2 separate regions of the Homo sapiens genome follow, and region 1 is linked to region 2. The links are chromatin loops, found by intact Hi-C in ENCODE. Cell type or tissue: Calu3. All regions are shown on one strand. Each heading gives the region's core, and the rest is flanking DNA. Links, peaks and the distances in the headings are about the cores only.

What was found. Peaks named below come from ENCODE experiments on the same cell type or tissue, not always from the same donor. Only the 100,000 strongest peaks of a DNase experiment are listed, where the experiment ranks them.
Region 1: it touches region 2 in a loop (2.8-fold over the local background); 9 of 110 quality-filtered maps call a loop at or near these places.

Annotation. Positions count from the first base shown.
Region 1 is chr18:22,971,572-22,987,273 of GRCh38, forward strand. RBBP8 (RB binding protein 8, endonuclease) reads left to right here. Exons shown (of 19, transcript NM_002894.3): 6 at 3,582-3,648; 7 at 10,647-10,822; 8 at 13,315-13,419. Among named protein-coding and RNA genes, the nearest start is that of RBBP8-AS1, 46 kb to the left of the region's middle. RefSeq lists a silencer at 4,041-4,241. In Calu3, for the core only: no CTCF peak of the experiment used is centred there; a DNase peak (open chromatin) is centred at 7,020.
Region 2 is chr18:22,906,502-22,922,203 of GRCh38, forward strand. RBBP8-AS1 (RBBP8 antisense RNA 1) reads right to left here. Exons shown (of 5, transcript NR_198963.1): 2 at 14,261-14,370. It also overlaps a transcript of RBBP8 not described here. Among named protein-coding and RNA genes, the nearest start is that of RBBP8, 19 kb to the right of the region's middle. RefSeq lists an enhancer at 8,017-8,624. In Calu3, for the core only: no CTCF peak of the experiment used is centred there; a DNase peak (open chromatin) is centred at 7,510.

The sequences.
Region 1 (15,702 bases), core at 2,884-10,883, 65 kb after region 2:
AACTCTTAGCATCTGTTCATGTAGTAAGTTTTACTGATAGCTTTTCTAGGGTGAACCAATGTTTAATTTCTTTTTTTTTTTTTTTTTTTTTTGAGACGGAGTCTCACACTTTCACCTAGGATGGAGTGCAGTGGCGTCATCTCTGCTCACTGCAACCTCTGCCTTCCAGGTTCAAGCAGTTCTCCTGCCTCAACCTCCCAAGTAGCTGGGATTACAGGCGCCCACCACCACGCCCAGCTAATTTTTTGTATTTTTAGTAGAGAAGCGGTTTCACTATGTTGGCCAGGCTGGTCTTGAACTCCTGACCTCGTGATCCGCTCACCTCGGCCTCCCAAAGTGCTGGGATTACCGTTGTGAGCCACCGTGCCTGGCCCCAGTGTTTAATTTCTAAAACAGACAGGCTTGATATGTTAATGTTTTAATTGGGGAACATACATTTAAATCATCATTTTGTTCATTCAGTTTTTCTGCCAGCAAGGTTCTGTTACGATCCAAAGAATTAGGGCAGGCGCGTTGGCTCACGCCTGTAATCCCAGCACTTTGGGAAGCTGAGGTGGGTGGATCACAAGGTCAGGAGTTCAAGACCAGCCTGGCCAAGATGGTGAAAACCCGTCTCTACTAAAAAAAATACAAAAATTAGCCGGGCATGGTGGCAGGCATCTGTAATCCCAGCTACTCGGAAGGCTGAAACAGAATTGCTTGAACCCAGGAGGCAGAGATTGCAGTGAGCCAAGATTGCGCCACTGCATTCCAGCCTCGGCGACAGAGCGAGACTCCCTCTCAAAAAAAAAAAAAAAAAAAAAATCAAAGAATTAGCTGGGATGCTTTGAATCTTGTTTATTTCTTTTTTTTTTTTTTTAGAGATGGATTCTTGCTCTGTCTCCTAGGCTGGAGTGCAGTGATGCTATCTCGGCTCACTGCAACCTCTGTCTCCTGGGTTCAAGCAATTCTCCTGCCTCAGCCTCCCCAGTAGCTGGGATTATAGGCACGTGCGACCACGCCCGACTAATTTTTGTATTTTTAGTAGAGATGGGGTTTTGCCATGTTGGCCAGGCTGGCCTCGAACTCCTAACCTCGGTTGATCCGCTTTGCATTTTTAAAGTTAATATCTTAATTCTCTTCCGAATAATATAAGAATTTTAAAGCACTTAACTTTGATGATCTTCTCCACTTACATTCTGCTCTTGCCCAGTATTTCATTTCTGTATAGTTTTGGGGTTTTTTAGCCCTACAAGCTAGATATTTTTTTAAAAAATTACCTTTAAGTAAAATTACCTTTCAATTAGCCCAAGGGAGAATCCTTGCTTTGCTGATAATAAATCTTACAGGGACCCTACTCTAATGACTGAAAATGGGAGGGAAAGACACCTTGCTAGAGAGCTTTTCCGTATGGATAGTTGGTCTTCTGAGCGTGAAAGCGCCTTTTCTTGTGTCTACTATAAATTACTTGGGAGCACTGCTCTGATTTTCTTGTCTCGGTATTTATTAATGACTCCTACGTCAAAACTTTTAGAGATCTATCCTCATGACTTTAGCCTAAGGGCAACTATTAGGCACCTTTTATTTACCCGTTTAGCAATTTGTGGGCCATGTTGCCTCTGATACTAGAATTGGTATGAGATTCTTCTAAGAATACTCCCTTTTTTAAAGGCCCTTTTTCATTGGATTTTACCATCAATCTGAGCCTATTTTTAAATAATTCAGAAATTTTTTATAGTTCTGATCTGTTAGTGACACCCTTTCTGGCTTTTTAATACTGCAGTAGACTTATTTTAGAGTGTTGTCATTTTATTTGGATTTGGAGAGGGAAAATCAAGTAAACCATCTTAATCAGAAATCTAAGGTCATCTTTGACTTCTGTGAACCCTACAAAGGATGAGTTGCCAAATACTATGATTCTGCCTCTGTTACAGTTCTTCTACTGGTCTTTACTTCCTGTTTATCCACCTCTACATAGGTCCAGATATTCATTTCTTTTAATGACCACCTGACTTTTTGTCTTGTCAATACTTTCTTCTCACATTGGTATATGCTATATGTACTAACAAATCAGTCTTCCCATCATTCATCTATAAAAAATGATTCCTGGTAATCTATAAGATAAAGTTTTAATTTCTTAACCTGCTATTGAAAACTTTCTACCGTTTATTATACCCAGTCTTTGTTCCACTGATTCTCTCTGTAGAATAATCTCCTGTCCAGCTCAGTTGCCCTTTTTTTGATGAATGCCTTCCTGATCTTCTCAAGGGCCCAAAGTAACCTCTTTCTCCTTGGAAATTTCCTTAGTACTTTATTTGTACTTCTCGATTGCCCTTGTCACTTTTAAACCTATAAAACATGTTTATGTAGTATCTTGTCTCCTTTGTTAGACTGCACATTGCTTTAGGTCACTGTCTATATCTTAATTTTTTTGGATCCTCCACGAAAGTAGTTTAATAACCTCACATGTTGTAGATAGTCCAGAAAATTTACTCAGTGTAAGAAAATATGTTTAGATTTATAAACCACTAAATTATTAACAAATTTTAGAGTACAATTAACCTTCTTTGGTGAAAGTTGATTGTATTTACTGTGACCTGATTTCTGGGATCCACTTCTTTTGCTAAAACACATGCTTAACCAGTGACATCATACTAAGCATTGATGAGAGTTTTATGCTGGTTCCAGTAGAAGTTACAGCCCAAAACTGGATTTCTGCTTTACAAATTAAATAAATACAGATAGGAAAATTTGGTGGAGATTCAAACAAACAGATACTCTTCAATGGATATATTTAAGTTACTGATAACCATAATTATTCATGAAACCTAGAGTATGACTAAGAAGAAAATTTGATTTGATAAATGTGCTTGTTATAAAAATTACACTGATATTCAGCGTTTTTGGTGTTTTTTTGTTTTGTTTTGTTTTGTTTTTGAGACTCTCCGCCACCCAGGCTAGAGTGCAGTGGCACTATTTTGGCTCACTACAACCTCAGCGTCCTAGGTTCAAATGATTCTCCTGCCTCCACCTCGAATAGCTGGGATTACAGGCATGCGCCACCATGTCCGGCTGATTTTTGTGTTTTTAGTGGAGACGGGGTTTCACCATGGTGGCCAGGCTGGTCTCGAACTCCTCACCTCAAATGATCCACCCACCTCCGCCTCTGAGTGCTGGGATTACAGCTGTGAGCCACTGCGCCTGGCCTATTTTATTTTTATGATCAAATTAATTTCAAGATAGAGACTCTTGCTAAAATGGTATTTGAAATTAGTAGGACTGAGTAACCAGATGGAATGCTTTCTTGTCCTCAGTATGTATAATTATACTCCCTAGTACATGAAGTACCCTCTTTTGCCTGCAAGCATTACATAAAATTATCAGTTAATCAGTTACATGGAACTGGCACGGTGTGAGATGTAGTACTCCCTACCTAGTAACGAATTAGTTTTGCGCACACTAGTGTTAACCCTGAATAAACATTATGATTTAGGATTAGAAGTACTAATTTCTTCATACATGCTGACATATTTTATTTGAAAGCCTAACATAGATGTTAATATAAATATATTATTTGCCTTCTTTTTCACATTGTTTTTAAGTGAATGAAAGGAATACTCTACAGGAAGAAAATAAAAAGCTTTCTGAACAACTCCAGCAGAAAATTGAGTAAGTATTTTCCTCCAACCTTGTTATTTTATTTTATTTAGCTATACAAACCATGAAGATAACTGTAAGAGTTGCAGATTTCATTTTAAAAATTATGAAGTGTTCTGTAGTTAAAAAATACAAAGAAAATCACTACATTTTTGTGTTTTGAGAGTATAGTGTGAATGCATCTCTTAGATTAGTGCTTGAAGAAAGTGTCAACATTGTAATTAAAACATTTTAATTTTTATAATGATTTATTATAAATAATACATTATTAAAATACTTATATTTCAAACAGATGTTTGAGTTTTGTTAGCTCCCTTCCAGCCCTGTCCCAGAAGCTTCATAAGGGCAAACTGAATAAGTGTTTCCTCTTATATAGTACTCAGGCCTGTAGAACTTCTTCCTTCCTCTGTTTTTCTCCCTTTTCTCCCCATTTCTCTTAAAGAATAAAACCAGTAACTTTTATCTTGTGTGCCACTTCCTCTTGTGTTTTATGTTTATTATTTCTAATTCTCACTGTGACTTTGCAAAGTAGTTTTATTATCCCCACTTTACAAATGGGGAAACCAAAGGTCACAGTCAAATAACTTGCCTGTCGTCTTACAGCTGGTAGGTAATAGGACTGTCACTCAGACCCATATTTTTTCTGAAAAGCCTCTTTTCTTTCCATTATCCAACACTGTCTCAAAAGAAGAATATTTTTCTAGATATGATCTGACTAATGCAGAGCAGAGCAGAGATATGACTAACTTTTAGTTCCCATTTATATAAAGCTTATATACTATTTTTGAAAACTTAGGATTCAGGATAATCCTAATGGCGTTATAGCGTTCCTAAAGATCCTGTTGCGTTTAAGTAGACATCTACAAAAACTTCAGTAAAACTATGTAGATGTAACATTATTTTGGCTTAGAATAGTTATTTTTGTATGAACACATCTCACAAGTAGAATTATCATTCTTACTGGTATACTTTTAGGATAATGGATATCCAATAGAATTCTGATATTCCTCCCATGTGATTGGTCTACTGAATACTGATAGCCAAAGGGAATTTTGAGGAGAAATAATAGTCAGATGAGGAAAGGAACCTATGAGATCAGACTGATGTTATAAAATGTTTGTAAGAAAATGTCAACACTTTCTAATTTTAATAATGCTGTATAATGAAGAGAGAACACAGGACACAGATCCACAATCTGTTACATAGAATTCCAAAACCCAAAAGGTTATTTTTGAAATGTTGTTCACAACCTAACCTCACTGCAATGGCAGAATGCTGTTTATAGTCTTTATCCCACTTCATGTGAGTATTCATATGTTTTGCTGTGAAAATATCAATGTGTTTGATTACAGGATGATGCTTCAGACTCCACTGGAGCTGTTATGTAATTATGTATATATGTTCTGTATTACTGTATTACTTTCATTTTTTTTAAAAAATATGAATTTGGAATCCCGTCTGGTTCCAAGGATTTTAGATAAGTGATTGTTGACCTACATTAATTTATGTGAAGTGATTATGTATGTACGTAGCTTATGGTATTTTGAACACATCAGCCTTGATCTTTATGAGTACCAAAGGGATGAGATACCAAGTGTGTAGAAGTTAACACAGAATTAGATAGACGATTGCCTCAAAAACCAATGTGTATAAGTTAGGTTGAAACTATATCGTGTCATTTGCTTGGTAGAAATATGAATTCTAATTAGTTTAGAATTTATTTTTAGTGTTCTCAAGCACATGCATTTTTCCTGTTGAAATTCAAATTTTAGAAAAGAAGTGAAGGCTAAAGTTTGAAATTACAGGAAAGAGTAATCATATAGATGAGCTTAAGGCATGTATGTTTATTTAGGACATGCTTAGTCAAAAGAGTATAGGAGATGATCTGATTGTGTCTTTTATTCTCTTCTGAAATATAAGATAGTTGTGATTCTCATGAACCAACTTCTTCTGTAGCTTGGTCGCAAAGAAATTGCATTTTGCTCAGCAGTTTTGTTTTGTTTTGTTTTGTTTTTAAAAAAGCAAGTATCATCTTGTAAAGGCAACCTAATTTTCTCTGATCACCTAAACCACTGTCATATTATGCTATTTGTGCCTGAAATTTCCCTGAACTTTAGAAGAAAATATTATTTGACTTCTGCTTGTTAAATGCAGTAACTCTAACTCTTCTGAGCTAGTTTTGATGTTACAAGATGGCTTATATGATAGGGCAGTTATTAGTGACACCAAAATTATTCAGTAAAATTTTGCCACTATAAAGTTAAAAATGTGTATAAAGCTAGGTATTGAGGTCATCATTCTTTTCGTTTTAGAAAATAGATGTGATGGGTCAGTGAAAGTCAAGGGAGTCTATACACGTAAGAGTTCAAAGGACTGTAGAACTCATTGCATTCAACCCTCTTCTAAATTGAATTCCTTATACAGCTTCTTTAACAAATAGCTATTGTTTGAACACGTCTAGTAGAAGTTTACTGTTTCCCAAGCCTATTTAAATTTAGTGAGACAAAATTATTAGAAAATTCTAAGTTTATAGAAATTACACTGCTTATAAGTTATATTTCTTGATTATGACTGCCTTCCAGGACCATCTTAAGCAAGTCTCTTCTCCTGTGCTACTTGACGACTCTTTTGATACATGAAGACAGCTATCATGGCCCTCCTGAGTCTTGTTTTCTCTAGAGTAAATATCCTCTGTTCATTAACTGTGGCATTAAATATCCTCTGTTCATTCATGTGGCATTACTTCAACTCTTCAAACTGTGAATTTTTAAAAATGTTTTAGTTCGTCAATATCTGAATTAAGAAATCAATATTCTAGGTATAGCCTGATCAGTGGAGCAGTACTGCCACCTCCCCTACAATGGCTATAATGTTACTTCGTTAAGTTTAAATTATGTTTTAACTGGAAATGTAAGTTCTTCAGAGTAGAAAAGGAAAAAAGCTGAATATTTAAAACTTTTTTACAGACTCATGAAGGGAAACCCCAGATCCATAATTATAGGTCTTTAGGGAAGAAACCAACTAAAACAGTTTTGACAGGAGTTTAAGAGGGAGCAGAGGTCCATAAATCAAACAGCTCAAGCCATCAGAAGGAAAAGTGAAAGGAGGACAAGTGTGCATAATTAATTTAACCAAAAGCTGTGACGTGAACTCTTTCTCTCAGAAAATCAGTGAGACTAGTGTTTTAAAGGATGAACTTGGTTAACATATGGAGTTTTGTTTTTTCCTTTTATGACAAAGGAAGACAAAGCCAGCACTCATTTACTTAGTTTGGGCACCTCTAGTTAGAGCTAGTTTTGTTTGTTTTTTTGTTTTTTCCTTTTGTGATCCCAGCTTCTTCCACATTGACTCTGCCAGGAAATCAATTGCTTCTCGTGACTCATTCATGTTTCAGGTGGAATTTTTATGACTAATAGGCAAGCAGGCTGTGACGTGATTAGTTAAAGCTAGGTCAGATAGATTTCACACTCCATTAATTTATAAGCCTTTCTCATATGACTTTAACTTACTGTTTTTCCAGAATAAGAAAATTACAGGAAGAGATTAAAAAATTAGATATCAGATCTATTGCACAGAATGGTGACTTAATAATGATTGTATATTTCAGAACTGCCAAGTAGATTTTAAATGTTTTTACTACAAAAAAAAGATAAGTGTGTGAAGTGATAGATGTTAATTAGCTTGATTTAATCATTCTACACTGTAAACATGTATCAAAACATTTTGTTGAACCCAGTAAGTAGATACAATTATTATTTGTCAATTAAAAATAAAATTTGGCTGGGCACAGTGGCTCATGCCTGTAGTCTCAGCACTTTGGGAGGCCAAGGTGGGCAGATCACTTGAGGTGAGGAGTTTGAGACAGCCTGGGCAACATGGTAAAACCCTGTCTCCATTAAAAATACAAAAACTAGCCAGGTATGGTTGCACGCGCAGCTGTAGTCCCAGCTACTCGGGAGGCTGAGACACAAGAATCACTTGAACCTGGCAGAGGTTGCAGTGCGCTGAGATCGCACCACTGCACTCCAGCCTGGGCAACAGAAGGAGACTCCGTCTCAAAAACATAAAATAAAATTTTAAATAATTTTATGTTTATTTTATTTTATGTTTATGTTTATTTTATTTAAAATTTAAAAAATTTTAAATAATTAGACATTAGCTCTAAAGATTGTTCCTTGGTATAAAATGTAGGATTAAAGCCTACAAATAATATTGGTATCATTCAGGAAATTAAAGTGTAAATCTTTTTTGGGAAAAATTAGTCTTTGTCTTCCAATTAATGTTTCTTAAAAATCTCTGTTGGTCATAGTTCATACAGTTCTCACTATATAAGCTTTTATTTGGAAATAGTATTGCAAGTTGATACGAGTCTAATAGGACAGACTGATTTGGTCATGTAAAGCCTAAATGTCTGACAGACTGGTAACAATTGGTTGGCAAATAAGGTCAGTAATGGTTTGACATGGGAAAGTCAATTAACTTTATTTTTACTCAACATTCACAATTCAATTCAAACCCAATCTTTCAGTTACAGTTGATCCTGAATTGAGTTGGGCAAGAACATATGCCTAGATCCACACAAATTTATTCTCTAGTGGAATCTGGGAATGTCTCCTATTCACTCAACAAATGTTTACGCCATACCTACTGTATGTCTACTGTGGTAGGCTCTTGTGATTCATCGGTTAACCAAAGATCCCATCCTCTTAGAACTTATATTCTAACAGGTGAGCAATAGATACAATAAATAAATTGCAGCTGGGCGCCGTGGTTCACGCCTATAATCTCAGCACTTTGGGAGGCCGAGACGGGTGGATCACTTGAGGTCAGGAGTTTGGGACCAGCCTGGCCAACGTGGTGAAACCCTGTCTCTACTAAAAATACAAAAATTAGCCAGGCATGGTGTTGCACGCTTGTAATCCCACCTACTCAGGAGGCTGAGGCACTAGAATCACTACAACCCAGGAGGCAGAGGTTGTAGTGAGCCGAGATTGGACCACTGCACTCCAGCCTGGGCAAAAGAGCAAGACTCAGACTCAAAAAAAAATCTAAATAAATAAAAATGAGTAAATTGCATACTATGTTAAAAAGCAGTAAATGCTGTGGATAAAGTTTATAGAGCAGAATAACAGGGAACAGGAGTACTAGGGTGTGTGAAGGGAGGTTGCAATTTTAAACGGTAAAATTCCAGCAGACTTGAAGGAGATTAGAGAGATAATTAGGTATGTAGGTATCTGGGGATGAGCATTCCAAGCAGGTGGAACAATTGGTGCAAAGAACCTAAGGTGGGAGTATGCTTGGTGTGTTTGGGGAACCTCAAGGAAGAGAGTGTGGCAGGAGTAGAGTATAATAGGAAAAAAGGTCAGAGAGGAAAAATGGGAGGGGCACCATCAGGTCATGTAGGATCTTCATGGATCAAAGGACTTTGGCTTGTGTTCTCAGTGAAATGAGCAGATGTGACAGGGTTTTCATGAGATTTCATCCATATGACTTAAGTCTTTTTGGGGTTTTTTTTTTTTTTTTTGGAGACAGGGTCTCACTGTGTTGCCGAGGCTGGAGTGGAGTGGCATGATCATAGCTCACTGCAGCCTCGACTTCCTGGGCTCAGGCAACCCTCCCACCTCACCCTCCCAAGTAGCTGAGACTACAGGTGTGTGCCACCACGCCTGGCAAATTTTTTAATATATTTGTACGTAGCAATAGGGTTTTGCCTGGGCCTCCCAAAGTGCTGGAATTGTAGGTGTGAGCCACTTATGTCTTTTTTTTTTTTTTTTTTTTTTTTTGAGACGGAGTCTCGCTCTGTTGCCCAGGCTGGAGTGCAGTGGCACGATCTCAGCTCACTGCAAGCTCCGACTCTGGGTTCACGCCATTCTCCTGCCTCAGTCTCCCGGGAGCTGGGACTACAGGCACCTGCCACCACACCCAGCTAATTTTTTGTATTTTTAGTAGAGACAGGGTTTCACCGTGTTAGCCAGGATGGTCTCGATCTCCTGACCTTGTGATCTGCCCGTCTCAGCCTCCCAAAGTGCTGGGATTACACGTGTGAGCCACCGCGCCCGGCCCCAATTTATCTCTTAATAGGACTCTTGTGACTGTTGTTGAGAGTAGACTATAAGGGGGCCTAGATAAAAGCAGTAACAGAAACTCAAATTTTGAAGCCTTCTTGTAGACTATGGATAACACATTTGGTTAACAATGTGTTATTGTTAGGGTCTGACTGCTGAGATTTAAATCCTGACTCTGTTACTATTTTAGTAAATGACTTCTGTATCTTCATTTCCTCATTTGTAAAATGAAAGTAGTAATACCTCACAGAGTTGTGATAATTAAACTCATAATTTAAATAGTGCCGGGCAGTGTAAACACATAACAAAAATTGGTTGTTATCATTGTTAGTGTTCTCATCCTGTATTTGTCAAGCATGCTAATTCTACTACCATGATGTTTAACGTTCTTTCCTTTCCATATGTACTTAAAATATTCTAGTTCAGACCGCAGACAGAGCGGCTTGCCTGGACTATTATAGCCACTAATTGATTTCCTTGCCTCCTGTCCTTCTGTCCCAATCTTGCACAATACTGTTAGATTGTCACATTATATCCAAGCTCTAAAACCTTAATTTCTTTCCTCTTGCTTTCTACATTATGTGCACATTGAGCTCATGGCTCTCGTTCATGTAATTCCAGCTTTCCCTTCTCCAACATAAGTACACAGTACTGCATGCCTTTCCTCAGACTGTGGGTTCTCTCCTGATCTTGTCTGCAATTTGAAATACTTTTAATTTCACCTGAAGTGCTATTGACTATACTTTCTACTTCACTTCTCACATAGTATTTCCCACTGGGTACTGTAATCATTCGTGTACTTATCTACTTAGGTTTGGAACATTAGATGCAAGGGATTACATCCCTTAGAGCTTCATGTTTGTGTTCTACTGTAACTCCATGCCATGTAGTAAATGTTTTAATACTCATTGAATTGATTTTCTTTCCATTGTCATTCTTCTCTAGGAATGATCAACAGCATCAAGCAGCTGAGCTTGAATGTGAGGAAGACGTTATTCCAGATTCACCGATAACAGCCTTCTCATTTTCTGGCGTTAACCGGCTACGAAGAAAGGAGAACCCCCATGTCCGATACATAGAACAAACACATACTAAATTGGAGCACTCTGTGTGTGCAAATGGTAAGAGTTGGAGTTGTATTTTAGTTCTCTGGTTTTGTAAACCAGTGTTCATCTACTAGTTTTTATGTTATTCAATCTAGTGATAAGAAGATAGTCACTATTCTGGTATCCCATGGTACAACTATGAGTTTAACTTCTATTTGTAAAGTGACTGAGAAGGCGTTTTCTGCCCGTGTTATGTATAGATACGTGTCATCTATATGACATGTAAATATACCATATTTTATAAATGTAGTAAATAGTTTCTTTTTTCTTTTTATTTTAAAAATATTCCTATGTGTATATATCCAAGTGGGATAGAAGGAAAAAGGAAAGGAACTTAATGTTAATTTCTACCTCCTGTGTACCAGGTATTATGCTGAGTGATTTGCATGTATTATTGCTATGTTTTAATTCTCGTAACAGGCTTGTGAGATAACTATCAGCTCTTTTGTTTTATAGATGAGGAAAGATATGTTTAGAAAGGTTAACTCACTCAAGGTCAGCTATTATGTAGATGAGTCAAAATTCAAATACAGATCTTCTTAGCTCTGAACTTTCCTACTCTCCAGGTCTTGCCACATGGGTACTCCTGCCATTGGAGCTGTCTGTAACTGGCTATTTTTATTTGTTGTAATTTGTAGGAGTTAGTGGTAATCAAGAAATGGTGTTATAATATGTACACTTTGTGGCTTTTCAGTGACATGTTTCTAATTCCAGCCTAGTTTATCATTTCTGCTAAATGCTTTAAAACTGTCTTTTCACATAGTCCCAAAATTTGTTATGTGCCATGATACAAGTATTACTTTTAGTATTAATCTAAAGCAAACAGTAAAGACTTTAATTTTTAACCTAAACTATTTGCAACAAGGAAAGCATGGGGGACGGGGGATATATATGTACTACTATATTTGTATAATACAAATAAATTGTTGACAGTAAATATGCCTTTAAACAAATAAGCAGATCTTATTCTTAGATGTTGGAACATTGACAGTTTTCCCCCACTTTATAAGCGTTTGTATCACCATCTAGTGGAAAACAAAAGAACTGTTAAAAATCCTACACTTAAATAGGAGCTAAGTTAAAATGTAAAATCATAGATCTAAAATGAATATCCGTTGACCTTTTAGTTTGCTATCAGACAGGACATGAATCATTAAAGATAATCACTGCATAATTTACATCAGGTTTAAATTCACAAATAAGAATATCTAGAAAACAATTCCATATTAGGAAAGTCTTTTGTAACCAATATAAATGCTTCTGGTTTATTTCTTCTTTGTATGAAAGCAGCATGTAACTATTTAGAAATTTAATTCACTTGCTTTAACCTTGTTCTGATCATTTTTTACTTGGAATCTGAAATTTGGTTTTAAGATGTACGATAACCTTGAGCCATACAAATGATTTTAAAATAATTTTAAGGCCGGGCACGGTGGCTCACACCTGTAATCCCAGCACTTTGGGAGGCCAAGGTGGGTGGATCACGAGGTCAGGAGATCGAGACCATCCTGGCTAACATGGTGAAACCCTGTATGTACTAAAAATATAAAAAATTAGCTGGGCGTGGTGGCACACGCGTGCAGTCCCAGCTACTCGAGAGGCTGAAGCAGGAGACTTGCTTGAACCCTGGAGGTGGAGGTTGCAGTGAGCTGAGATCATGCCACTGCACTCCAGCCTGGGCAACAGAGCAAGACTCCATCTCAAAAATAATAATAATAATAATAATTTTAAATGCTTTAATGACTAATTAGTCCTGTTCTCTAACTTCCCTTGCTTGCTTATTTTAAGGTTTATAATGCTTTTTAATATTACTCTCAAGTTATAAATAGTAAAACCATTTCACTTTACCTTGTCCTTATTTTGGTTTTCTTTGAACTAAATCTTTAAATATTGGAGTGATTTCTGATAAAGCATGCTTCAGAGTTTCCTTCCCGAAAATAGAAACTCTAAAACAAAGATCATGGAGATAAATGATATAGTATACATTAGATTGATTGATCATTTGTTTATTGATTGATTATTTGAGATAGGGTCTCACTCTGTCATCCAGGGTGGAGTACTGTGGTGTGATCTGTAGCTTACTACAGCCTGGAACTTTTAGGCTCAAGAGATCCTCCTGCCTCAGCCTCCCAAGGTGCTCAGATTACAGTCATGAGCCACTGTGCCCAGCCCAGTATACCTTTTTAAATTAACCTGCTGATTTGTAACAAATATAAAAAGAGAAGTAACACTAAAATGTTACTACTCTAGGCAATTTGGGTTAGAAGAAGCTGTCTGTTCTAGTCCCCTCTCTCCCAATGTCTTAACTTAAACAGCTTTGTTTCTTAGTGAAATTAAAGGAGCTTACTTCTTAGAATATGATAATTATGTCAATAAAACAGTACTTATATTGGATTTAAATACAGATAATACATAAAAATTTTAAATATGAATAAATAAAAATAATTTGATAATGCTTTTCATCATCATTGTTTATTGTGTAATCTCTTATTTTTTTCTCCCCTTAGAAATGAGAAAAGTTTCCAAGTCTTCAACTCATCCACAACATAATCCTAATGAAAATGAAATTCTAGTAGCTGACACTTATGACCAAAGTCAATCTCCAATGGCCAGTAAGCAAGATACTGAGATTACTTTACAAGTTTAAAATTGTGGTTATTGGTGGGTAACAGTGACCCACAGTCTAACTTAGACAATATTTTAAAGGTATTTTCCATATAATTTTGTTTATATTACTAGTTTACTATCTTTTTCATATTGGAAAGTAATGTTATCCTATTCATATAAATATCCCTAATCATATTAATATAAATTACTAATAATTTTAAGTAAAGAAGGCTTTACTGTGATTTACTTATTTGTTCAACAAATATTGAAGCATCTGTTGTATACCAGGCACTGAATAAAACAAAGCCCTTGTCCTCATGGAGCTTATGATCTAGTTGAGGGAGAAATAAAATTTATGTCAGATAGAAGCAAGTGCTCTGAAGAAAAGTAAAGCAGGGTAAGAAGGGATATTAGAAAGCCTCACTTGTAAAGTGATGTTTGCATAGGGACTGAGGGAGGGAAGTGAGTCACGTGGCTATCTGGGAGAAGGGCACCCAGGCAGAGAAATTAGCAAGCCCGGAGGCTTTGCAGTGAAGATGCCATTTGGTTTGTTTGAGGAACATTAAGGAACCCTGTGTGGCTGGAGCAGAGTGAGTAAAGGGGAGATTGGTTTGGACAACAGGAAAAATAGAGTTACCATTTACTGAGATGGAAGACTGGGAGCCGCAGGTGTATAGGTTGGGGCGGGGGTGGTTAAAATTAGAAGTTTGGTTTCGGTAATATTCTGTTTGAAATGCAAACTCAACATTCAGGTAGAGTTTGGATTCATGAGTAGATGTGAGTTAGAATTTAGAGAAGTTGAGGATGGAGACACATATGGAGGTCATCAGCAGGTAGATGGCATCTAAGCCATGAAACTAGATGAGATTACCAAGCAAGTGATAATAGATGGGGATAAGAAGAAGTCCAAGTATTGAGCCTTGGGGAACTTCATTATGTAAAGTCATGATTTTCAACTTTTCTTTTGTTGAACAACCCCCACCCCAGCATTTTTAGACATTTCCCCCCTCCCCCCAGTCCCTTCCCTGCTGGAATTTTATTACTGCAGATCTACTGTATATCTGTTTAGGTGATACGTGTATGCATGTATGTCTGTGCTTTATACATAGTAAGGTTTTTTTTGCTCCCCCCTGCCCCGAACCATTTTTCACCCCCTTAGAGAAAATACTGTAGCTGTTGAGGTTGCGAAAATGAGTAGGAACCAACAAAACAGAGAAGGAGCTGCCAATGAGATAGGAAAACTAAAAATGATGTCCTTTAAGCCAAGTGGAGAGAGGACGAAGAGGTGATCAACTGTGTTTAACAATGCTAATAAGTCAAGTAAGATGAAGACTTCTTAGAATTGACCATGAGATTTGGTTGCATGTAGATCATTGAGTGTTAAACTAGTAACATGATAAAAATTGTTAAGGTGTAATGGTGACCATCTGAGATCGGTCTCATGTTCAAAGGAAACTAAGGACAGAGAAAGTGGAAAGAGCACACACAAACAAGTACTCCCAAGACATTTTGCAGTAAAGAGGAGGAGAGAACAGGACAGTGGCTAAAGAAGAACATGGGTCAAGGGAGGATTTTTTTTCAAGATGGAATATTATAGCATGATCGGCATTTATTTATGTTGATAGGATGATCAAGTAAATAGGAGAAAATTAATAATTCTGGAGAAAGAGGGAACAATTGCTACATCCTTAAAAAGGTCAGAGGAGATGAGATCCAGAGCCCAGTTGGGAGGGTTGGTCAAGGTTAATCACTTATTCATTTTATAATAGTGTAAAAGTTACATACTGAAAGCTACAAATCATTTTATATTAACATGTGTGTCTGTTTGTCTGTCCATGAGTATGTGTGCATGTGCATGGAGGCTCAGGGTCCAGCAAAGGGTGCTAGGGATACAACACAGAGGGTGGCAGATCCTTGCTTCTCAGCTCTCTAGAACCAATTCTGTTCTGCTGCTGCCAGGTCTTTGCTCCATTATTTGTCCTATCTTCCTTATACAGTATCTGCAGCTTCTCTGCTGGCTTATTCTTAAGTATATACACATATATGTTATCTTCCATCTTTAAAAAATAATCCCCCTTTTAATAATCTCCACCTTTAGCTACAGCTTCTCTTCAGAGGTGAAAAAGTATTAATAGTCTATACTCAATATCTCTACTTTACTAATTCCCATTCACTCCAACTCACTGTAATATGGATTCTATTCCCCAACCCCCACCTGCAAGAGAGGAGGAGAGAGCAAGAGAGAGGGAAGGGGGAGGGAAGGAGGAAGGGAGGAGAGAGAAAAGTGC
Region 2 (15,702 bases), core at 2,707-10,706:
ACTCAAGGTTACAAAGTTTTTATCCTAAAAATTCTGAAGTTTTATATTTTATATTTAGAACCATGATCTAAGTTAACAGTTGTATAATGTATGGATAGTTCTTTTTTATGTAAATATCCAATTCTTCCAGCACTATTGTTGAAAAAACTGTTTCCTTTCTCCTGAATTATCTTTTCACCTTTGTCAAAAATGAATTGGTCATATATGTGTGGCTCTATTTCTGAACTCTCTATACATTCTTACTGAATTTTTATTGCCTATGCCAGTACCATACCATTTTGATTACTGTGGCTTTATGATAAATCTTAAAATCATGTAGTGTAATAAGTGGTGTGCTGAAACTGGCTTGCACCCATTCACAAGAACTGATCTTGTATATCTCTTCCGTACCCTGTGTTCAGTGATGTCACATTAGTAGCTTGAAATCAGCCATGGTGTATTTATACCACAAAAGTATTTCCAGAGAGCTAGTTGTTAAACATCAGCACATCACTAGGTATAAATTATCTATTTATTCAAAGTTGTTCTGACTTGGCATTTCAACATAAATTTTAGAATCAACCTGTCAATTTATACAAAAATGCTAGGATGTTTACTAGGATTGCATAAAATTTATAGATCAATTTAGGAGGAAATTACATCTTTTTTTCTCCCTCTGTTGCCCAGGCTGGAGTGCGGTGGCATGAACACAGCTCACTGCAGCCTTGACCCCCTGGGCTCAAGCGATACCCCCATCTCAGCCTCCCAAAGTGCTGGAATTATAAGCATGAGCTACAATTCCCAGCCAAGAAATTATATCTTAAGAATAAAGAGTCCTCCAATCCATGAACCCTGTATCTCTCTCTATTTGAGTAGTCTTTAATGTCCATCAGCAATATTTTATAGTGTTTAGTTACAGTTCTCACACATCTTTTGTAAAATTTATACCAAAATATTTCATAATTTTTGGTACTACTCAATATACTATTATAAATAGTATTGTTTTTCAGATTTTAATTTTAGGTTATTCATTGCTATTATTTATTATTGTTTTTGTATATCGATCTTGTTTACTACAAGCTTGCTAAATTCAATTATTAGTTTTAGAATATTTTTTGTAGATGCTACAGAATTTTCTACACAGATACTCATGTTACCTGCAAAGACAGTTTTACTTCTTCCTTTTCAGTCTACATGGCCTTTTATTTTTTCTTGCCTTTTTTGCCTCAGTCTTTCACTATCCCCATTAACTATGATGTCAGCGGTAGGTTTTTCATAGATGCCACTTGTCATAATGAGTGAATTCCATTCCTAGCTTACAAATACCTTTTATCAGGAAAGTCTGTTAAATATTGTCCAAAATTTTTTTTGCACCTATTGAAATAATCATTGGCTTCAATTTGCTAAAATTTTTAGAATTTTATAACTATTTCATAAGAAATACGAATCTATAAAATTCTTTTCTTGCAATGTATTTAATTTTGGTATCAGAGTAATGCTGGCCTTATAAAATGAATTGGCAGTTATTTCCTCCTCTTTGATTTTCTGGAAAAGTTTGCATTAAATTGGTGTTATTTCTTCCTGGAATGTTTGTAAGAATTCCAGTGAAACCACTTACCAGTGAAACTCTTGGCTTGGAATTCTTTATGGTTAGGTCTTTAACTACAAATTAAATTTATTTAATAAATAAAAGGTTATTTCTTCTTGGATTAGCTTTGATAGTTTGTGTCTCTCAAGTAATTGTGTCTATTTCATCTAAGTTGACCATACTGACATAAAATTCATAATATTTCCTTCTCACACTTTTCATCTGTTGCATCTGTATTGATACCACTTCTTTCATTCCAAATATTCAAAATTTGTGTTTTCTCCCCCTACCGCTAATCCTTTTTTCCCCCCGGATCAGTGTGGCTAGAAGTTTAAATCAGTTGTATTGATTCAGTCAAAGAAGCAGCTTTTGGTTGTACTGATTTTTTCTATCTGTCTTCCAGTTCATTGATTTCTACTCTAATTTTTATTATTTTCTTTCTCTTCTTTTTCTGGTTTCTTAAGGTGGAAGCTGAGGTCATTGATTCGAGATCTTTCTTTTTCCAACATAGACATTTAATGTCTATATTTTATTTAAAACACATTTAGTGTTATAAATTTCCTTCTAAGTACTGCTGTAGCAACATCCCACAATTTTAATATGTTGAATTTTCATTACCATCTAGCTCAAAATACTTTCCTGTTTGATTTCATCACTGACATATGAGTTATTTAGGAGTGTGTTGTTTCGTTTACAAATATTTGGGGAATTCCCCACACATCATTCTGTTATTGATTTCTAACTTAATGCCATTGTCATCAGAAAACATACTTTGTATTACTTGAGTCTGTTTAAATTTGAGACTTGTTTTATGACCTAGAATATAGCCTAACTTGGTCAATGTTCCATGTGCACTTGAAAAGAATGTGTGTTTTGTTGTTTTAAAGTGATCTACAAATGTCAATTACATCTACTAGGTTGATAGTGTTAATTAAGCCTTCTACACTTTTACTGATTTTCTGTCTACTTACCCTATCAATTATTGAAAGAGGAGTATTGCAATCTTCAGATATAATTATGGGATCTAGTTATAAATTTTTCCTGTACTCCTTTCAGTTCTATCAGATTTTGATTCGTGTGTTTTCCATTTGTATCATTAGACACATGAATGTGTACAATTATATTAGGTACCCCTGATGAATTCACCCTTTTATCATTTTGAAATGACCCTTTTTATCCTTAGTAATATACTCTGATCTAAAACCTATTTTGTCTGATAGTAATATGAGTATCTTTTGATTAGTGTTGCCATGGTATGTCTTTTTTGGTCCTTTTACCTTTAACCTATTTGGTTTTTTATGTCTAAAATATGTTTATTGCAGGCAGCATATAGTTGGGTCTTACATTTTTAACCAATCTGGCAATCTTTGTGAAATCACTAAACTCTACCTGGGTTACTGACTTCCTTTCTACTATCATATCTTTACTTTCCAATATCTCTTTTTTGTTCTCAAAAAGTTCTACTTTTGGATAGCCTTTCTATTCTTGTTTTACACAATCAGTAACTTGTCTTATTTCTTTGAACATATTAATATAGTCAATTTAAAACACTATTCTATTCTCCGCATTGACTGTTTTTTCTATGTTCATTTTACCTGTTGGTTTCTCTTCCTCTCTCTTTTTCATGTTACATGCTCTCTAATCAGTCATTGATTTATGTTAGGGTGATGTTAACTGATAGACTTAATATTAGGGTAGGATTTCTCAACTTTGGCCCTATTGACATTTTGAACTGAATAATTATTTTGGGGAACAGGAAGATGAGCTTCCCTGTGTACTGCAAAATGGTTAGCAGCATCCTTGGCCTCTATCCACGAGATGCCAGTAGCACACCTCTGCGCATATCTTTAGTTATTACAATCAAGTATCTCTCCAAACATTGCCAAATGTCCCCTGTGGGGGGAAACCAGTCCTAGTTTTTAGCCAATGCATTACGGTGATCAGGGTCTTGAGAGTTTCTCAGAGAAGTTCTCCAGTTTCCTACTTTGTGAGTGAAGAATATGAACCTAGTCACTAGCATTTGGAAACCAAGCAGATGAACAGACATAGGTATCTCACCAACCAATACACAGACTCTGACTTAATCTCTCTGGTAGGCAGAATAATGGCCTCTCACAGATGTCCACACATCCTAATCCCAGGAACCTATGAACATGTTATGTTACATGGCAAAAGAGAATTTAGATAGCAGGTAGAATTAAGCTTGCTAAAAAATTGACCTTAACAAAGGGAGATTATCTTGGATTATTCAGTTGGATTTAAATACAGAAGAGGAGGGCAGGAGAGTCAGGGACAAAATGATATGACATGAAAAATCCATTGCTGGCTTTGAAGAAGTAAGGAAGCCATGAGCCAAGTAATGCAGGTGGCTGAAAGAAGCTGGGAAAGGCAAGAAAACAAAATTTCTTTCTAGAGCCTCCATGAAGAAAGACAACTCTGCTGACACGTTAATTTTAACCCGCTGAGATTCATTTTGGACTTCTGACCCCTGGAATTATAAGATGATAAATTTGTGTTTTTTTTAAACCACTATATTTGAGGGTTAATGTGTTATAGAACCAATAGGAAAAATCATATAATCATTTGATTTCAGTATGGTGCTTTAGCATCCACTCTCAGTTCTGCTTAGTATTCCCAAATCTAGAACAAACCTGAGATAATCTCTTCTACCATGAATCAACAAGTCCTATCTATCTCTGTCAAGGTTGAAGAATCCAGGCTTCTTCATTGAGATGGGACCAACGGAGCAAACTGTTGCTTAAACAGATTTTCAACCAATCCTTCCATTCCAAGCCCACTCTACTCCCCAAGGCTATTTAAGGGGAACTTGTACCTCCAAATCCTGAGTTTTTCCAGCATTCTACAGTAGAGACAGACATGCTTTTATCATGGCAAGTAGTCAGACTTCCTCTCTATTCTGCTAAGTCACCACTCATTCTCATTCCTCCTTGCAAAAACACATAGACGTCTCTTATCCGCTACGTCTCTCAATCTTTTTGGTCTTTAAGGGTTCATGCAGTTTTGGTTTCTCTACTGTCATTTTACTGGGATTTCAAGAACAACAGAAATAAACAAGTTCACCTGCAATGTTTAACTAGTTTTATTTTCAGCTGACATTTTATCAAGCGCTTACTGTGTATTAGATTTGCAGATAAACCTTTATATAAATTATCATCTGAATCTTGTAATAACTCTAGGAGATAGGTACTATTATTTTGCTTCCCATTTTATAAATAAAACTGATGTTTGATTCAGGTGACAAGGCTAGGGTGGAACAGAACTGCGATGGAACCCAAGTCTTTATGACTCAAAAGCCAATTTGCCTAGACAATTATGCAATCTTGTTAATTTTTCAATTAACAATTCACAGGTTTTACTCTAGATTAGAGGTCAGCAAACTATGGTTTACTAGCCAAATCTGGTCTGCCCCTTGTTTTGTAAAGTTTTATTAGAACATATCCATACCAATCGTGTGGAAAAAAGCACACTCAAACTCAAAGTACTTTTTCTATTCTCTCACTCAACACCAAGAATTAACACAGAAGACTTCTGCAGCCAAATGTGTGGAGATTTTCCCCTACCAACAAGCAAGTAATGAATTCTGCAGCAGATACCAGGTAGGTATCCTCCAATTTAGTTCTGACACTATCTACCTAGAAATCAAATTCCACAAGTTGGGGCTCAGTACCGAAAGACTGCCCCCTACTTCTGATGCCAACAAGTCCTGGGTTATTTTTACCTGTGCTTTTAACTGATTGGTTATAAATTGGGGATCCCAAGACCCCCTCCTTGGATTTGATTAATTTGCTAGAGCAACTCACAGAACTGAAGGGAACCATTTACGTTTACCAGTTTACAGTAAAGGATATTGCCACAGGTACAGGTGAAGAGAGTCATGGGGTAGGCACGTTAGAAGAGGTGTTGCACTTCCCTGCCCTCTCCAGTGCACCACCCTCCAGGAAGCTCCATGTGTTCAGCTATCGGAAAGCTATTGTGTCCTTTGGGTTTTCACGGGACTTCATTACATAGGTATGATTAAACCATTGGCCATTAGTGATCAATTTAACCCACAGGTTGTAGGGAAGGGCTGAAAATCCTAAGCCCCTAATCCTGCCTTGGTCTTTCTGGTGACCAGCCCCCATCCTGAAGCTACCTAGGGGTTGCCAGCTACCAGTCAACTCATTAGCATCCAAAGACATCACTTTGGAGAGTAAGGATTTTAGGAGTCATACACCAGGAAAAAGGGTCAAAGACCAAACACGTATTTCACAATATCACACCCATTTAAATGACTATTGTCTATGCCTGTTTTTGTGCTACACTGTTACAACTGAATAGTTGAGACAGAGACAATCTAGCTGACAAACTCTATTAGTCTCTGCTCCTTTAAGGAAAAATCTGCTGACCCTGCTGTAGAAAATAACCTTATTACCAAGTTTTGAATTCATGGTGTCCTCATATACTTAACACTTTTGTTACTGTTATCAAATCAAAGGCACTATTTTTATTGTTCCTTTAGCCTTTTGTTACCCTGCAGATAGAAATCTTTGGCCATGGTTTAAAAAGAAAAGCCTCTAAACCCATCTCCCATGTGAAGTCTTCCCCATACTTATAGTCATACTCACTCCCATTTCTGAGCTCCCATCTCAATTATTATAATTACAGTATTTAGTGGAGTTTGATTCATATAGTCATTACTAGTTGTGATTCCCCTGAGATCTAGCAACTGCTTAACTCTGATAAGCATTTATTAAGTACCTTCTAAGTGTCAGTCAGTGTTCTAGACACTAGAAATACAAAAATAAAAATGGCATCTTTTGGTTCATATGTATTCTTTTTAATTAGGTATAAAAATAGAAAAGAAACTGAGCATGGAATTGTGCCTATGGTCCCTGCAATAATTGCATCAGAATCACTAGAAGTGCTTGGGCAACATTCCTATTGAATGTTGAAGCAGAATCTGCGGTGGTTAGGCCCAGGAATCTGTGCTCTTAATCAACACTTCAGATGATTCTTAAGCACAAAGGTTTCAGAAACACTATGTCAGTAGACAGGAAATACTGCTTCTAAATGTGCAAGTATTATGAGAGAGTAAGAACAAATCCCACATGATCTCTCTTAATACAAACCAATTTCTGTCAAAATGTAATGTTTTGCTGCTCATTTCTTCTTTCCAAAACTTACTAGACACGCTTAATCGAGAACTTTGACGTTGCTCTCATCTTTACTAATTTTACTTACATTGTGAACCCTGTACCTGGCACAGTTCTTGAAACATAGTTGATACCAATACTTTGTGTTGAACTGTTGAATATTCAGAGCAAAACCTTTTTAAGTTGTCCCTAGTATGTAGAAGTAGGAGTTTTTCCAATTTTAGACTGGAATGGTATGAGGATCATTTGAGAACAAGGAAGATAACACACCCAGGCAAATGTTTGGTCAACCTACACCTTGTTTCTCTCCTTCTAGAAATGCTTCCTTCTAGCTCTCAAGCCCACTACCCTGTGGGGAATATCAATCTCGCTCCTCAAGGCTAAGCTAGATCAAGCAAAGCCAAGCAGACTAGTGGAAAAGGTCAGGCATTATAGGATCCATCTTCATCATAGGTAATCTATTTCTAGAGGCTGTAGTCAAGAGAATGCCCTAGAATACATGTTTAAAAGGATTACCTACCTCTGAAGATAATAGACCACTTGCTTATATATGTCTACCACGAGAGTCTTATAACAATGGACTCTTGCTATACCTGACACAGATCTACCCCTCCCACTAGAACTCTGAATTATTTTGCTGGAGGCTACAACATTCTGAGTAGTTTGTTGGGAGTTGACAGGAGGTGGGGATAACCCACCCAGTACAAGCTTAGCAGAGCTGAGCCGCTGCAGCAAGTTGGGCTAGCCTTTGATACAGACTGGTTGGACAGGTTCTGGATCTACAGAAGAACCGGTTTTACTGGCCTGTTGTGCCAACATATTCTGGTTTGATTCCATGTTCCACAGACGGTAGAAACCTGCCCAGCCAGTTAAATGAAAGGCATATTAGGTTATCCATTGCACTCAGTATATAGCTTAGATGCAGCAGAACTCTTCCACATAGCAGTAGTGTCTAGCAAACCAGTGTGGTCCAGAGAGGTGGTGTTCACTGATTTAATGTTTAAGTTGATAGATTCAGGGAAAGTGAGCAGTGAAACAATTTCTGCTTTTCACCAAGAGCAGAGGTTTTCTAAATAAGTCGAAGGGTAAGTATATTTTTAAAATTTCTCAGTTTCCTATGCATTTTGGAAAGTTAAATTAAGAAATGATGTTTAAAAAGATAATCAATTTTTAACATAGTAATACCTGCATTATACCTTTTCTGTAAAGCTAGATATTGTTTTATAACACTTGCGTTATGTTCATTGATTGTTTGCATAAAGGTTATTTGGTATATAATATTCTCTTACTATGCTTTTCTGTAAGTTGTGCATGGCTATAGTCATTTTAAAAGCTGGACTGAATAATTTTGCCAAATAAATTTCACATATTAATGATTTACATTAAGCCATCTACTTCCTTCATAATGTAACTATTATGTTTTATAGGCTGTTGCTATATGGTAACAATTTTATATGGTAAATCTAATTGTGGATAAATAATAATTGCCCTTTTAAGGCCAAAAAAAGCATTGGCCGGCTGGTGATCCTAAGTACATTCATTAGAGGAACAATTCACAGTAAAAATTGAGGAGTGTGAAAAACAAAGACCGTGGAATCTGGTAACTGATTAACTATTGGAGCTCAAAAGCACTTGCTGAGCTGAATAGAAAGGAATGAAGACAGGTTTTGTCATGCCTATTAGGTCTGAAAAACTTTTTAGGTTAAAGAATACCTGGATCTTCCTTTCATTTATATTAAAAATCTTCCTTTTATCTCTCTCTTTACGTAATCCAATTAATTTATTTTAGTAGTTTGTATCATGTAAAATGAAAGTTACCAATCCCTTTAGATTTATGTTGGCATACCATCCTACCCCTTTATTTACTGATATTAGATTGAATTGAAGCACATGTCTTCTAGGGCATTTAATTTAACATAACAGCTGACATATGATTTTATCTGGGAATTTAAAATTTTTTTAACATATTATACTGAATGCTTTCCTGTCATCTTAGTAGGACTTTGCTTTGAGCTGAGCAAGACTGATGCATCCTTTTCATTGTCCCTAGGGTTCCCACTTTGTCACTATGTTCAAACTCAAAGGCTATAAAATTATTTTCTAACTCAAAGGCTATAATATTAGTTTCCTTAGGATGTTGACAAAGAATAAATTTAAAAGTGTGAATAAATGTTCAGATGAGATTTCATTTTTTGCAGGGAAAACCCTTGGATGCTTCATAGTCCTACTTCTAGGCAGTTCTGCATGAATTTCTGGTAATCCAGGTAAACTGCTGAAAAGCTATGTAATGTTGTATCTGCAAAAGCAATGTGCTGATTCAGCAAGCCAATATTAATTTTATTCAGCACAAATTGTATTTTGACAAGTTTTTGGTAATATGGATCAAAACTTTTAATTGGCTGAATTTTTCTGAATTTACTACATGAAACCTAGTTTTCAGGTAATATATATATACCAATAGAGCACATTGTTAGTATTTCTGGTGAATATATTGCATATGATAATTTAAAAAATTTAAACCACACCGTGTTTAAAACATAGGGCTTACTGTTTAAAGATAAATTTAATTTGGGATTCTAATTTATTTATTGAGCATTTTTTATGTTTATGGTTTTGAAGAAAGCTATTTAAGAACTAGATATACATTTATATAAAATCCATGGGTAAAATTTCAAGCTTAACTCTGTATTTTGGGAGAGGATTTTACAATTTTCATTTAATGGAATTTTCATTTTCAAATATATGTAAGTCCTATTAGATATTACTTTCATGTATTTTCCATAAATTTAGTCCTTTAAAATATTGATACATTGCGATATTTTTGTTAAAACTGAGGATATATAAATTTGTCAATCAAATTAGGAGTGTGTATGTATTTTATACAGACCAACATACTTCAGCGCCTAGTCAAAAAGTATTCCACTCATTTAAAATTTTTTTACTCTTTTAGTCGAGGATGCATTTCTTTTTATTCCTAGCTGCACAATTTCGCATAACTCTTTCTGTCAACAATGCTAGCTTTCTTAACAACTGCAACTTCTTTCCCTCCTGAATATCTTCATGTGTTTTCCACTAAAAGCACTTAGAATTATGTCATTTTTTACCTAAGAGGGACATTTAAAGAATAACCAATGAATCCAATATCTCATTTTTGAGTTAAGAAATGAAAAGCCCCAAAATATAGCTAAGTCACTATTATATAATCTAAGGGTAGATCTGGGGCCAGAACATCCAGGTTTCCTGACTTCCACCAAGACCAGTAATTTTTTCACTACCCTACATTGACTCTTCTGAATACTACATGAAATCTAATCTAAAAAGGTAAAATTATGTTGTATAGTGTGTTAATGAATCTTTGGTGAACTAAAAAATCATTTGTTTTTATATTTTAATCTATACCATTATTGCCCCAAACATTTTTGGGACAATGGCTGAATATATATGGGATTGCCATTGATAACAAAGGTGACTACCACTTCAAACCCCAATCTCTTAATGCCATCATATTATTTTGTTTCAGACTGATGAAAGCCTCACATTCTTTCATATTTGCCCAACTTGTGGATCCCGCTCTCATTTTCTGACTCAATATTGCTTTAAGCTGTCTCAACTGTCTATTTTCTTAGTATGTATATATTTTTGTATTATTTTAGTCATTCTTAAATGCTCATAATTTAGGATTTGCCTAAGTTAATATAGTATTCTTTAAATTTGGTTAGAACTGACAGGAAAATTTTGTTATGAAGACAGAAATTGCAGGACTTAAAAACCCATCTTAGAGGTGATAGAAGCTGTTATTGAAGGGGTAAGCTTTGCACACAAGTGCTCAAAAAAGTTTTAAACATTTTTAATTTGAGGAATTCCTAGGAAATGTGATTACAGAAAGTTGGAGAACCAAAGGCCAAAAATTTCAATTCTGATTCCTGGTACTAAATGTTAATTCTACTAATTACCTTATCTTATCACAGGTAAAATCCTACCTGGAAAATGCTTCTAAATTTGGTCATTTTAGTTCAGTCCAAGTGGACTCTGAAAAAAATCGCTTTCATTTGTTTCTTAACTTTACAAGAGAAAAGGCAGTATACTGAAAAGCATGTGAGCTTTTGAGCCAAATTGACATGGGTCTGAATAACTCTGCTACAAATTACGTTCCCCTTGGAAATTATTTAACTCTCTGAGTTAGCTTTTCTCCATCTAGTTAAGGAAGTTAAGTTAATACCATTCTTTCAGAGTTATTGGAAGAATTAAATGAGATATCATGTAAAACACTTCACATAGTTCCTAGAACATAGCAGGTGCTCAGCAAATGTCAGTATCCTTCTTACCCCTTTTACAGACTATATAATACATTTCAACAAATAGCTTCGGTATTTCCTGAAGTATTTCAGTATTTTCTTTCAGTAAGAGAAGTCAACTTTAACTTAGAATATGCACGTTTTTGTCAGAAAGATAAAAATAAAATCAGCAATCTTGGAAGGCATTAAGATATAATGTTGGGGCCGGGCGCAGTGGCTCACTCCTGTAATCCCAGCACTTTGGGAGGCTGAGGCAGCCAGATCACAAGGTCAGGTGTTCGAGACAAGCCTGGCCAATATGATGAAATCCCGTCTCTACTAAAAATACAAAAATTAGCCAGTGTGGTGGTGCGTGCCTGTAGTCCCAGCTACTCGGGAGACTGAGGCAGAAGAATTGCTTGAACCTGGGAGGCAGAGGTTGCAGTGAGCCAAGATCGCGCCACTGCACTCCAGCCTGGTCAACTGAGCAAGACTCCGTCTCAAAAAAAAAAAAAAAAACATATAATGTTGGAAAATATTTTAACCTTCTTAAATTTAAAAAATCAGAAACCCATATAATCCAATCCAATTAAAGATTCACTTCAAAGAAGTCTTTGTTAAAAGTATTTTGAGAGTGGTACACCAAGATGATTAAAAGCCTTAAATACTTTTTAAAAATTCAATTTCAATCATCTGTACTAATGGAAGAAAGCGTGACATGGATAATTCAAATTATAATGCATTCATGCATCAAGTAACAACAGGGATACATTCTGAGAAATGAGAAATTAGGTGATTTCATTGTTGTGTGAACATTATAAAGTCTACTTACAAAACCTCAATGGCAGAGCCTACTACACACCTAGACTATATGGTATGTCTTATTGCTTCCAGGTTATAAACCTGTACAGTATGCTACTGTACTGAATACTGTAAGCAACTGTAACATAGTGTGTGTGATAAGTATTTGTGTATCTAAACATATACTGACATAGAAAAGGTACCGTAAAAATATGTGGTATTATAATCTTATAGGACCACTGTAGCATTTGTGTTCCACTGCTGATCAAAACACTGCTATTCAGTGCATGGCTGTACCTTACTTGTGCCTTCTGAGTTTTCCAACAGCTTTTTTTTGTCTATTATCTAACATGACGTCAAATTAATTGGCCAAGAATTTATTTTCTTTCTTCTTTTTTTAGATAGGGTCTCACTCTGTCACCCAGGTTTAGCCTCCCATGTAGCTGGGACCACAGGCACATGCCGCTACACCTGGATAATTTTTTTAAAAATTTTTTGTAGAGATGTGTTCTCCCTATGTTTCCCAGGCTGATCTTGAACTCCTAGCCTCAAGCAATCTTCCCACCTCAGCCTAAGAATTTCTATATGCTCTAAGGATTGTGCTTTTTCTACTACCAAGTAAATTATTCTTTCAGGACTCTGGAATGTGTTTTCTCCTACAAAAAAATTCCCTTCTGAATTAAATTTATTATAGGCTAATATTAAATTATATTGCATTATTTTGATAGCAAGTAATGATGAGCAGAGTGAGTCCAAAATGTATAGAGCACAAGAAGATAGAAGAGGATTTAACATTTTCTAAAGATAATATTAAATTAGTCTTAGACTGATTAATTGATTAGGGAATGAAGCCGATGAGCAAAGATCACAAAGGAGGAGCTTTTTGTGAAATGTATTGGTCAGAGGGAGTTCAGAATACCACGACAAACATTCTGAGAGCTTGCTTAACTAAAAAGAGGTCAATTGACACATCTTCCAATGAATGAATAAAGAGCAAAAAATTGGTTTAGAGTTAACATTAGAACCAACTAATAATCCATTTATAACACAAACTGATCTTATTGAGCTCTTGTAATCAACTTTAATTTCCTGAAAGATGTTTAATCGCTTTACAAAAAGCTTTCTGCTGATGCTATAATTTCAATTTAAGTCCACGATAAAAGAATCTTTTCACTTAAATTGTAGACACTGTATGTAGATGGTGTGCAGAAAGACAAAAGCATCATTTCACCAATTTAGCCCACTAATTAATCACATATTCTTTTTTTCTTTTTTTGAGAGAGAGAGTCTCGCTCTGTCACTCAGGCTGAAGTGGCATGATCTTGGCTTACTGCAACCTCTGCCTACCAGGTTCAAGCGATTCTCCTGCCTCAGACTCTGGAGTAGCTGGGATTACAGGGACATGCCACCACACCTGGTGAATTTTTGCATTTTTAGTACAGATGGGATTTCATTATGTTGGCCAGGCTGATCTCGAACTCCTGACCTTAGATGATCCACCCTCCGTGGCCTCCCAAAGTGCTGGGATTACAGGTGTGAGCCACCATGTCTAGCCTAATTAATTATATATTCTTATTAAAACTATTTTATTAGCTACGTAAGCAATTTAGCCTATGTGACTAGTCATTAAAATTAGTATTTAATTTGCATTTACTTTTAAATGTTTACAGTAGATATTACTACAAACAATTGCAAAGAAGGCAGGAAAAAAACAAAAATTTTAAATATGTTTTTAAAATGTTCTGGTGGGGAATGGTGGATCACACCTATAATCCCAGCACTTTGAGAGGCCACGGTAAGCGGATTGCTTGAGCCCAGGAGTTCAAGACCAGCCTGGGAAACAAAGTGAGACCTCTGTCTCTACAAAAAATAAAAAATAAAAAATTACTTGGGCACAGTGGTTAGAAGGATCACTTGATCCCAAGAGATCAAGGCTGCAGTGAGCTGTCTTCACACTACTATACTCCAGCCTGGGCAACTGAGTGAAATGCTGTCTCAATAGATAAATAAATGGTTTTATACAAATAGCTAATTTGCATAACTCAAGACTAACAACTAAACTGCCTATAAATCCAAAACTGGGAAATAGAGTACATAACAGTTCATTGTGTTAAAGACATACAGCCTTAAGAACAACCAGAAACTATTATCTTAGAAATTATGTATCACTGACAAAGTGAAAATGTAACTTGAATAACAAATTTTTAGTTTCAAAGTTATACCTTAAATCTATTCCCTTGAAAGTTCTTTGCCTATCATATCTACAATGATTCAGATTAGGAGTGAGAAACACTTCCTTCCAACATGAAAATATTTTAAATCTAATGAATTTCTCAATGACTCTCGAAACATTAAGAAATATAAGATTGATTATAACTTTATGTAGCTAATAATACCCAGGAGTATTACTACTATAATAACCTAGCAATGTTTCTCAAAGTGTAGTCCATGACCATCTGACTCACCTGGAGGAATGCCTATTAAAAATGCAGATCGATAACTCCATTCCAAACGTATCACATTAGAATCTCTGGTTGGTAGATCCTAGGAGAGCAGCAAGAAAAGATTCTTCTGCCTATAACAGAGAATGAGCAAGTGAGTGAATCTTTTCAAATCTAACCCATTAACATTATCAGAAAAATAACCTCAAATGCACATGTTCAACCAATCTTGGGTCATTAACATTCTTACAAATGACTAATACAATTAATCTGCCTGTCCCATCCATGCATGCAAATTTTTAAAAGTTGAAACTTCCATTAATAATTCAAAAATAGTGAAACAGAAATCTCAAGTTTCCCCTTTTACTCTAGGTTCTCCATGAGAGTAAGAGCCTGAGACCTCTGGCTTATGTGCGAGTTCTTTATTTGGGAAAGCACCCAGAAACAGGAGTAAGGGATTAGTGAAAGGAAGGAAGGAAGGCCAATACAAAAGTTCATCCTTGAGTTCATCCACCACTATGAGCAAACAGAGCTCAAGCCCAGTATCTTCTTAGGAGCCATCAAACTACCCCAGAATAGCCTGTCAGAAGACACAAGAGAAGAGCACTTATCCACAACTTCTGACTTCCATCAGTTAAGAGTTGCCGCATGGGTTGCTAATTTCTTACACTTTCAAGTTGCATACTTGTTTCTATTGGCTTCAGAGAAGCTCCTAGGACAGAAAGTCAGGTGAGGGACTGTAAAGTTTCACCTGCATGAATCTGGTTGCCACTGAAATACCTGGAGCAAGCAGGGCCCAAGACGTGTCCGATACATCATGTTATAGGACAAATGTGGTCAAACTGCTTTTCCTTTAGTTTTATAATTCTAATACAAAATACAATTAAAACAGATGTTCTGAGAAATGAGTACAGCAATTTCAAATGGAGAGGAAGGAACTTTAGCCTATTTTTGTCTGATGTATTTGATCCATTCCCACAAAACCTGAGATGCACTGAAACTTGATCTTCTGTGAGAAAGGTATTTTCTAATAAACTTCAATTTATTTCCTGAATTTGCTTGCCAATTTTTAAAGGGCCAAACAGCAGCAAAATGGACAATTAGTATGTACGCTGTAAATACTTTTATGTCCAGCATTGATCCAAAGACTTTATTGTTTAAGTTTTCACACTAGTAAAGTTATAGTAAAAACAGATTGACTACATTGGACCCTCGAGTAACACTTTTCATTACAGTGAAACACACAATTTTGAATAGTACAAGTTTGTCTTGGACTGTGTCCAAGAGGGTCTAGTTACAAGAAGTAATTCATTATAACCTATAATGTGATCCTGAGGCTTGGCTCTGAAAAACACATTATATGAAGGCTCTAGTCAAGCAGATTAAAAATTTTAAAACCGAACAGATAAACAGTACTTTAATTAAGTAAATACCATACTTGTTTGTATAATATGTAAACTTAGTTC